Linked DNA regions of Homo sapiens: region 2 is linked to region 1. A link is an interaction called in ENCODE POLR2A ChIA-PET data of the cell type or tissue named here. Cell type or tissue: PC-9. All regions are shown on one strand. Each heading gives the region's core, and the rest is flanking DNA. Links, peaks and the distances in the headings are about the cores only.

Region 1 (4,000 bases), core at 1-4,000:
CATGTGGCACAAGACCAGAAGCCAGACACCTGGGGCAGAGAGGTCAATAGCACAGGTCTCCCTGATCCGGGTCTTTCTTCCTCCTATGTACCAATGCTTCAGCTTCTGATACAAATGGAAGCCCACAGTGGAAAGGTTCAGGGGCTAGGAGTCATAGAGATAGCTGTCTGTTCACAATTAAACAGAAATGCCTTTGGGATTACTTATTAGGGATGCCTTGTTCTATTCTGTGAGAACCTGATTCTTATTCCTGTGGCCAGATTCTAAAAAAACTGAAAAATACTTAGACTACATGCACTAAATTTATTATTTAGAGTTTATGTTAGAAACCGAGCACACTAACATTAAGAACAAACAAACCCATATTTTTAGTTTCCCAAGTCTATCTCTGAAATATCAACAGCACCTTTCTATGAAGATTTTTCTTTCTTGTAAAGGAGTTCTCTGTCAGCTGGAAAGAATCATAGAGGTAGGCCAGCATGCCTCGGTCTAGGTCCCCATTTACAGAGAGAACACAAGGAACCACATTTTTTCGTCCATCTCGGCCCTTCACAGAAAAACAGAAGAAAAATAATCATTTCACAGAACTTTTTTTGTTTGTTTGTTTTTGAGACGGAGTCTCACTCTGTCACCTGGCCAGGCTGGAGTGCAGTGGCATGATCTCAGCTCCCTGCAACCTCTGCCTCCCAGGTTCAAGTGATTCTCCTGCCTCAGCCTCCTGAGTACATATTTTAGACTTACACAATCAGAATACAAAAGTAAAGTTTCATTTTACAAAGCACCCACTCTGTACCAGGCCTGTGGTAGGCACTGGGCCCACGAAGACGATAAAGATGCATTCTCTGCTCTCACTGAGCTCAGTGTTTCATCAGCGAGGCCCAAATGTGAATTTTAAAACTATGGTGCTTGGTTGGGCTCTATCCCAGAGATTCTGAACGAACTCAACTGGAGAGGGACTTAGGCATCAATTTTTTCAATAGCCCTACAGACTATTTCTTTAATGCTTCCGAGCTCAGAGTTAGTATTCAGAAAGGTAACACTTTTTTTTTTTTTAATACAGACAGAGTCTCGCTCTGTCACCCAGGCTGGAGTGCAATGGCATGATCTCACCTCATTGCCAACCTCTGCCACCCGGGTTCAAGTGATTCTCTTGCCTCAGTCTCCTGAGTAGCTAGGACTACAGGCACACACCACCATGTCTGGCTAATTTTTTTCTATTTTTAGTAGGGACGGGGTTTCACCATGTTGGCCAGGTTGTTCTCAAACTCCTCACCTCAGGTGATCAGCCCACCTCAGCCTCCCAAAGTGCTGGGATTACAGGCGTGAGCCACTGCGCCCTACCTCGAAAGGTAACACTTTTAAGTAAAAATTGTTTGCTGATTATTCAAAAGAGGCCTTAGGGAAAAAAATGGTGTGCTTTAGGGAAAGGGGTTTGGAGTATAATTTTCTGAAACGTAAAGTTATTTTCATAAAAAAGAAATCTTTCAAAAACTTACTTTTTGCATTAAAGCCATAATTATGAAAACAAACTACACATAGTACATGATATGAATTAAGTATTGATAAACAGACTTACTTCTTCTCTAAACTGAAGAGGAATCATTTCAAACTTCTTAAAAATTTCAATCCTAGAAATTTCTTAAGTTTTGGATAAAAACAGTTCCACTTTCATCTTTCTTTTTTTGTAAATCATTGTTCACCTGGATATTCATGTAATTTTTAAAAATACTTAAATAACCACCTTTAGCTAGAGTCACAGAACAAAAAAAAAAGAGAGAAAACCCCACAAATTTAAATCCTCAGCTTCTGTTAATTATTCATGATCAACCACAGTCTTCATTAATACATATATGTACTGACATTTTAAACCTATTTGAATTGCATATGATACTTTAAAGATTCACAAGAATTTGCCCTCAAAGGCAGTAAACTTTCTGATACCTGGGACTCTATTCTACCAGTTGTATTTCACACAGTTATCGTCGAACTGATAGTTAATAAGATAAACTGGGCTGGGAGCAGTGGCTCATGCCTGTAATCCCAGCACATCGGGAGGCCATGGTGGACGAATCACTTGAGTTCAGGAGTTCGAGACCAGCCTGGCCAACATGGTAAAACCCCACCTCTACTAAAAAGACAAAAATTAGCTGGGCATGGTGGTGCATGCTTGTAATCCCAGCTACTCAGCAGGCTGAGGCATGAGAATCACTTGAACCCAGGAGGTGGAGGCTGCAGTGAGCAGACATTGTGCCACTATACTCCAGCCTGGGTGACAGAGTGAGACACCATCTCAAAAAAAAAAAAAAAAAAAAAAAGACAAACTCAAGTACTGAAAGATTCTGTGGTGCGCTTTGAATCAAACAAAATCTAAATCTGAATCTTTATGAAGAATGCTTTAGGCTGGGCACAGTGACTCACTCCTGTAATCCTAGCACTTTGGGAGGCCAGGGCAGGAGGATCACTTGAGCCCAGGAGTTTGAGACTAGCCTGGGCAACATGGCAAGATCCCATCCCTATTTAAAACAAACAAAAAAGATTGTTTATTGTTTTCTAATTTTTTGAAAATTGGATATCCAACAATGTCAGGATATCTGGTGGCAACTCTTCCAACAATATCTGATTTCTCACACTATCCAGAATAAATTCTTTTCTATCCTAACTGTTCTTCAGCCTTTATTGGTCTGCTTCACTGTTCTCTAAAAAATATATTTGGACATTAACCATAAAATCAACTAAAAACAGATACAAAATGGCCTAAGAGGCTGGGTGCAGTGGTTTACGCCTATAATCCCAGCACTTTGGGAGGCTAAGGCAGGAGGATTGCTTGAGCCCAGGAGTTCAAGACCAGCCTGAGCAACACAGCGAGACCCCATCTCTATTAAATAATTTTAAAAAAAGAAAGAAATGGCCTCAGAAACATTTCAAGAAAGCATACTAAATGACAGAAATTCTACTTAATATTTTATAACATGTTCAACTAATGATAAATAATTTTGTGAACTCTGGAAACAGAAAAGGAACAATGTCATGGAAGAGAAAAATTTCTGCAATAGGAAAACTCTTCATTAGTGAAAATGATACCAATAAAAGAACAAAATAATCTGGGCATGGTAGTTCACACCTGTAATCTTAGCACTCAGAAAGGCAGAGGCAGGAGAACAGCTTGAGCCCAGGAATTCAAGACCAGACTGGGCAACATAGCGAGACCCCATTCTTCATACAAAAGAAAAAAAAGAACAAAATAAGACACTAATAGCCACAATACAAAAATCATCTTTAAATCCCTAGTCACAAGGTTGAGCTGTTCGTTAACTATGATAATAACCAATAAGTTTCATTTGAGAGCTGAGTACCCCAAAATGAAGTGTGATGGTGGTGGAGTTAAAGGAAAATGTTCACCAGTTAATAAGCCTTCTAGTTTTTCATTAGTTATTCATATTTAAAAATTCCAGCCTGGTCAATATGGTGAAACCCTGTCTCTACTAAAAATACAAAAATTAACCGGGCGTGGTGGCGCACACCTATAGTCCTAGCTACTCAGGAGGCTGAGGCAGAAGAACTGCTTGAACCTGGGAATCGCGACACTGCACTCCAGCCTGGGCAACAGAGTGAGATGCTGTCTCAAAAAATAAAAAAATAAAAATTAATCTACTTTCTACTCATTATATATAAACTCCTATGTTTTTGCTATATATTTTTTCTTTTTCTTTTTTTTTTTTTTTGAGACATGGTCTCATCCTGTTGCACAGGCTGGAGTGCAGCAGCACAGTCTTGGCTCACTGATGATCCTGGAACAATATATTGCTACAAAAGGTAAGGAAGTGCTCGTCAAGACAATGATGGAAATATGTCAAAAGGACACTGGCCAAGTCTAGGACAATTTGACCATCAAAATAAATAATGACAGTAACACACTGTAACCCCCTGAGAAAGTAATCTGTGAAATACCAATTTAAAAAAAAAATGGAGGAGAAGGAAAAGCTCTACAGTATATTGCTGA
Region 2 (6,987 bases), core at 2,940-6,939, 120 kb after region 1:
AAAGATGACAATACAGTTTTCAGCCCAAAGCAATAATGAAAATGATTCTTTTGACAAAAATTTAAAAGGTGGAACTAAAAATGTTAGAGAGACAAAAATGTCACTTCATGTGTTAGACATTGGGATAGAGTAGATTTCCTGTGGACAGCTGAAAATACTAGAACAAAACAGCGTTAAGTGTTGGTGACTGGAGAAATTTTGCATGTTGGTATCAATGCTAATTTTTTTAAGATACTAATTTGCCAAGTTTCAAGGACAGACAAATCACCTATCAGTTCCCCAATTCTATGATTCTGTGATCTATCGCTTCCAAATAATAAAGGAGGACCAAAATTTAGGCGTTAAGTTTCAAAGAAACTTGGTAAGTTAGGGTATTAAATCTATTTGACTATATTGTTCTTGAAGCTGAGTGCTATGCATAGTATTTCAGTAACACCTAACCATTTATAAATGTGTTCAATGGAAGAATGTTTTTACCTCCACCCTCAATAAATGAAGATTTCCTCCTGGGAAGAATTCACTCTATCTTGTTATTTTCACTCTACTATTTAAATAAATAAACATATAAATGTGTATTTATGAGCAAAAACAAAAAAATCACATTTCTAAACTTTCCCTTTGGGTGTTATTAAACTAGTTGAAGAATTAAGTCTCTCTGGTTTCTTGCTTTTTTAAAAAAATAAAATGAAAAAGAATTAAGGACTGGCCAGACACAGTAGCTCACACCTGTAATTTCAGCACTTTGGGAGGCTGAGGCGAAAGGATCACTTGAGCCCAGGAGTTTGAAACCAGCCTGGGCAACATAGTAAGACCACCCCCCATCCCCCACAAAATAATTTAAAAGTTAGCCAAGCATGGTGGCATACGTCTGTAGTCTCAGCTACTCAGGAGGCTAAAATGGGAGGATTGCTTGAGCCTGGGAGGCCGAGGCTGCAGTGAGCCATGATCATGCCACTGCACTCCAACCTGGTTGACAGAGCAAGACCCTATCTCAGTGGAAAAAAAGATTAAGGATTAAGAAAAACAACAGCTGACAAAGGACTAATATCCAGAATCTATAAAGTACTCAAACAAATCAGCAAGAAAAAATCAAACAATCCCATCAAAAAGTGGGTTAAGGACATCAATAGACAATTCTCAAAAAAAGATATATCAACAAGATAGGCCAATAAGCATAATGAAAAATGCTCAGCATCACTAAGTATCAGGGAAATGCAAATCAGAACTATAATGCGATGCCACCTCACTCCTGCAAGAATGGCCATAATCAAAAAATTTAAAAATAACAGATGTTGGCATGGATGCAGTGAAAAGGGAACACTTTTACACGGCTGGTAGTAATGTAAACTAGTACAACCACTACGGAAAACAGTGTGGAGATTCCTTAAAGAACTAAAAGTAGATCTACTGTTTGATCTAGCAATCCCACTACTAGGTATTAACCCAGAGGGAAAGAAGTCATTATACGAAAAAGATACTTGCACACGCAGGTTTGTAGCAGCACAACTCACAATTGCAAAAATACTGAAGCAGCCCAAACACCTATCAATCAACGAGTGGGTAAAGAAATGTGGTGTGTGTGTGTGTGTATATGTGTGTGTGTATATATATGTTTATATTATATAATTATATATGTATATATTTATATATAATTATATGTGTGTGTATATATATATATACACACCTACATATACACACACACACACCACATATACATACATACACCATGGAATACTACTCAGCCATTAAAAAGAAATAATCACAGCAACCTGGATAAAATTGGAGACTATTATTCTAAGTGAAGTAACTCAAGAATGGAAAACCTAACATCGTATGTTCTCAGTCACATGTGGGAGCTAAGCTATGAGGATGCAAAGGCGTAAGAATGATATACTGGACTATGGGGACTGGGGGAAAGGGTGGGGGTAACAGGGGATAAAAGACTATACACTGGGTACAGTGTACACTGCTTGGGTGATGGGTCCACCAGAATCTCAGAAATCACCACTAAAGTACTTATTCATGTAATCAAACACCATCTGTTCCCCCAAAACTTATTGAAATAAAAAAATAAAATAATAAAAGAAAAACAATTTTTTCCATACAAAATGTGGCTTCCAGATCCTTAATTAAGTAGGAAAGTCACAGCCTTTTATGTTCCCTTTCTGTTAAATAACACAGTAAACAAAAACACCAGTTCAATACCTTAATAAAAAAATACATAGGTTTCAACTTAACCTGATTATATTATTCTCCAAAAATTTAACTTGAGAGCCAAGTTACTCCCATGTGGTCAAAAACTATCAGGTTTTCTGAAGTTAGTGAGACATCTAGTGGTAAACACAAAGTGGCTAGAGAACTTTCTGCATTTTAAAAAATTTCTCAGCCAGGCACAGTGGCTCACGCCTGTAATCCCAGCACTTTGGGAGGCCGAAGTGGGTGGATCACGAGGTCACGAGTTCAAGACCATCCTGGCTAACACGGTGCAACCACATCTCTACTAAAAATACAAAAAATTAGCCGGGTGTGGTGGCACATGCCTGTAGTCCCAGCTACTCAGGAGGCAGAAGCAGAATTGCTTGAACCTGGGAGGCGGAGGTTGCAGTGAGTCGAGATCGCGCCACTGCACTCCAGCCCGGGTGTCAGAGACAGACTTTGTCTCAAGGGAAAAAAAAAATTTTTTTTTGTCTCAATTCTCCCCCATCATTTCTGAGACATGTAAAATAGCTAAAGCTCAAAAACCTCCTTACTACACAAATGCACTTGAAAAGCTGCAAATAATAATAAAATAACATTTTCAACTCAAAAGTGTGCTACCTTCCAAAGAAAACAGCTTCATTTTCAATTGGGCCAAGAAAAAAAAAAAACATACACAACATTTAGCCAACCCATCTTGGTTTTAAATGACTTCAATTTGGCCCCCTATAAAACACCTTATTACCTTACACAGAAATCTTTTTTAAAATGTTGCAGAAGAACAAATCTAAATGAAAACATTCCTTTTCATATAAAAAATACACATAAAACAGATAATGAAGGCAGGGCACAGTGGCTCATGCCTGTAATCCTAGCACTTTGAGAGGCCGAGGCAGGCGGATCACATGAGGTCAGGAGTTCGAGACCAGCCTGGCCAACATGGTGAAACCCCGTCTCTACTAAAAATACAAAAATTAGCTGGGTGTGGTGGCACATGCCTGTAATCCCAGCTACTCGGGAGGCTGAGGCAGGAGAATTGCTTGAACACGGGAGGCAGAGGTTGCAGTGAGCCGAGATCACGCCACTGCACTCTAGCCGGGGGACAGAGCAAGACTCCGTCGGGGGAAAAAAAAAAAAAAAAACATAATGAATAAATGGGTAAATATGTGATAAAGTTAATGGTAGAATCTAGATGGTGGGTCTTTACTATAAAATTATTTTATCTGTTGCTTTATGTTTGAAATTTTTCCTGCTAAAATTCTGGGGGAAAGGGGAAGTGACTTATTTTTAAAAGCCAATAAGCTTGAAAACAGTTCAAAAACATGAGTTAAAAAAACTTTTCTCAACAAGGATAGCGCCCAATAAACAGTATTACCTCACATACAAATTACTCTTCAAAAGACAACACATGGCAGTGTATTTTTTCCTGCGATGAAAAATATATATCTATTTCATCACCCTATAGTCGTACTTTGTATTAAAATTTGCTTTTCTCATTCAATACAATTTTAACTGAATCGCAAGCAAAAACTTAACTATATTTTACTATTAATAACTGCACTGATCAATAAACACACATTCATTTATATTTAATTGAAGAATTTAGGAATTACTGTCTCTGAAATTAATGTGGGCAACCCTTAACAGGTCAAAAATCTGTATAAGTATACATGTAAATCTACCACAGAATGGACCTGCGACCTTGGCCAGTGTGAACCTGGGAGGTAACTTCCATTCCTGGCTAACTCCCCTCTGAAGCCCTAAGGATTACCATTCCTGTTTCTCTTTCCAGGCCATCAAGAGTCTCCCATTCTAAGTTTTAAAGATAATCACACTGTTTCCCCTAATCTTATCCCTAAAGCAAGTTCACACTCTTAGAATTTTTATCAATTTTTACTGCCTACACCCATGAAAAAGGGAAAAGATTTCCTTCTTTCTTTCACTTACAATTTAAGGACAAAGATCATATAAGGGTTAACAATCAGCTCTCAAAGGTTTATAAAACATTAATATATGATTCCTCTAGATATCCTAGGAAAAATGAGGTAAGAATATCTGGATATTTTATTAGAGAAGCTGTGTCTTGGGACTCGAGAGGAAGGAAATTTGAAAAGGAAAGCTGGGAGACAAAACTGAAGATTTTATCTTCAAAACCAGAGCAGATGTCTTGGAGAGTGCAGAAGCAGCTGTAAGAGTGCTCCTCTCAGCCGGGCGCGATGGTTCATGTCTATAATCCCAGCACTGTGGGAGGCCAAGGCAGGAGGATCACGAGGTCAGGCATTCGAGACCAGCCTGACCAACATGGTGAAACTCCGTCTCTACTAAAAATACAAAAATTAGGCAGGCGTGTTGGCGTGCACCTGTAATCCCAGCTACTCAGGAGGCTGAGGCAGGAGAATCGCTTGAACCCGAGAGGTGGAGTTTGCAGTGAGCCGAGATCACACCACTGCACTCCAGCCTGGGCAACAGAGTGAGACTCCGTCTAAAAAAAAAAAAAGGAAAAGTGCTCCCCTTACTTCCCTCCCTTTTCTCCTTGTCCAACCCTATTTGCCACTTTGCAAGCCCACTAGTATAAATCCTACCTTAGATCAACCTTATCAAAGGTTAAAAAAAAAAAAGTACACCTCAGTTAGTAGCAACAGGGATGAGGTAGGAAGTGAGCAGCAGCCTGAGACAGATAACAGTGATTGGAGGCAACAGGGAGAGATGGGAAGTTCTGTGGCCATTGGGACCTTCCACTGTGACAAGCTTCTGGCGAGAAGGCACATGGTACATAAATTTAAACTGCTTATAATTTGCGTCCTATGTTCCAAATTATCCTATTTGCTTTCTCATATAAGCAGAAAGATAACCATAAACATTTATAACTATATAGTTTTATAAGATGTTATTTTATAAACTTTAATTCAGGTTCTGCTCTACAAAAACTCAAAATAATAAAATTTCAAGTGGAATGAATTAAGTATAATTTTAAATTATATTGGCCGGGCACAGTGGCTCACACCTGTAATCCCAGCACTTTGGGAGGCTGAGGTAGGAGGATCACTTGAGACCAGGAGTTTGAGACCAGCCTGGGCAACATAGCAAGATCCTGCCTCTACAAAGAATAGTAAATAAATAAATAAATAAATTAGCTGGACGTGGTGAAGTGTGTCTGCAGTCCACCCACTCAGGAGGGTGAGATAGGAGGATCCCTTGAGCCCAGGAGTTTGAGGCTGCAGTGAGCTATGACTGTGCCACTCTACTATAGCCTGGGTGACAGGGCAAGATCCTGTCTCTAAAAAGAATATATATATATATATATATATATATATATATCTTATTTCTTTTAATCAAGCCCCTGAAAATCATCTACTATCACATGAAATCAAACAGCACACATAGCCCGTGACTTGAATTTAAAAATTTAATGAATCATCTCTATTCTAATTTCAAATGTTTTACATAAAAAATTTTGTTGGCTGAAGTTTTTTTTTTTCACTAAAAATTATATCATTTTTAACCAATAACTTAAAGCTACAACAGAATAAAGATTGTAATATACATGCTGGGTACTTCCCAATCCCCTCTCATAAAACTTAGTACTAAATAAAGCCAGAAAAAAAAATTACAACAGATTGGTAAATATAAGGCATATATGGGAACCAAACATCTGCTTTGGAATCTGAGAGGTAAGAGCATCTAGGATCAAATGTGGCAGAGATTTCTTTCCCACACTCTGGAAATTCCAAGCAGGCTCAATGACTTTTCTACCTTCCAATGAATCTTGAATGAGTAAAGTTTCCCATGAAATTTTCAAAAGGAAGAAAGTGTTCACAAAATAATCTCTTAAACCTTTTCTAGAACTCTAGTAGTATGCACACCTTCAATATACATTACACACATCTGCATTTACACACCTGCATACACACTCATTCTCATAAATACGTGGGAGAGGTGAATAAAAGGAAAGGGCTAAGCCTAAAAAGCACAAAACCTTCTAAAAAAAAAATGTGATGCCAAATGGCTCTGAACCGAAGCATTCATAATAAAATAACACTGACAATACTTCTGAATAGAGAAACCCCTAAACCAGAGAATTCTGAAAACGCTGTTCCCAAAGATCTACATACAATACACAAGATTTAAAGTTAATTTACTTACGGAAAAAATCCTTTTTCACCAGGTTTTTTGCACAGAGTACTGTAAAAAAAAAAAACAAAAAATACATGGGAAAAATTAAAATGTTAAGAGTGTACTGTTACATTTTAAAACACGGAAAACAGCAGTGAATAGTTAAACCCTAACTATAGCAAGGTATGAAACATGACCACAAACTTTCGAACTAGCAAATAAAAGACAGTTGAACCAGTGGTTGCAACTTTCAATGATCACCAGTAATAGCTGAGGGCAAGAAAGTTTATAAATCTGATATTCTAATAATAAGGTAGAAATTCAATTCCTATCTTCCATCAAGATCTACTCTCTGAGAAACTCAGTGGCAATAGGAAAAATAGTTCAAAGGAGATATGTAAAGTCAGGTTGTTATATCTATTTTAAGGATGAAATAATTTTATACTGAAGAGGATCACAAATAAAGATAAAGCTTTCCTGATATAGATGAGTTTTTTTTCTTTTTTTTTTTTTTTAAATAACATTCTGTTCTCCATCTAAATGCCACAGAAACTTCATGGGAGAAATCAAATTACCTTCTCCTAAATCATCAGTTAAATGACAAGATATGTCTACTATATCTTTTAAGAATTTAAAGTTAATATATTAAAACTAGATATCCCAAATCCACATTTTCCA

The links. Peaks named below come from ENCODE experiments on the same cell type or tissue, not always from the same donor. Only the 100,000 strongest peaks of a DNase experiment are listed, where the experiment ranks them.
Region 2: POLR2A ChIA-PET joins it to region 1 with 9 read pairs; 6 of 35 experiments call an interaction of 5 or more read pairs at or near these places.

What each region holds. Positions count from the first base shown.
Region 1 is chr17:64,485,322-64,489,321 of GRCh38, forward strand. It overlaps POLG2 (DNA polymerase gamma 2, accessory subunit), which reads right to left. Exons shown (of 8, transcript NM_007215.4): 5 at 407-547. It also overlaps a transcript of MILR1 not described here. Among named protein-coding and RNA genes, the nearest start is that of POLG2, 9.7 kb to the right of the region's middle. In PC-9, for the core only: no CTCF peak of the experiment used is centred there; no DNase peak of the experiment used is centred there.
Region 2 is chr17:64,600,263-64,607,249 of GRCh38, forward strand. It overlaps SMURF2 (SMAD specific E3 ubiquitin protein ligase 2), which reads right to left. Exons shown (of 19, transcript NM_022739.4): 2 at 6,340-6,378. Among named protein-coding and RNA genes, the nearest start is that of SMURF2, 59 kb to the right of the region's middle. RefSeq lists a silencer at 2,298-2,347. In PC-9, for the core only: no CTCF peak of the experiment used is centred there; no DNase peak of the experiment used is centred there; H3K27ac peaks cover 2,107 bases.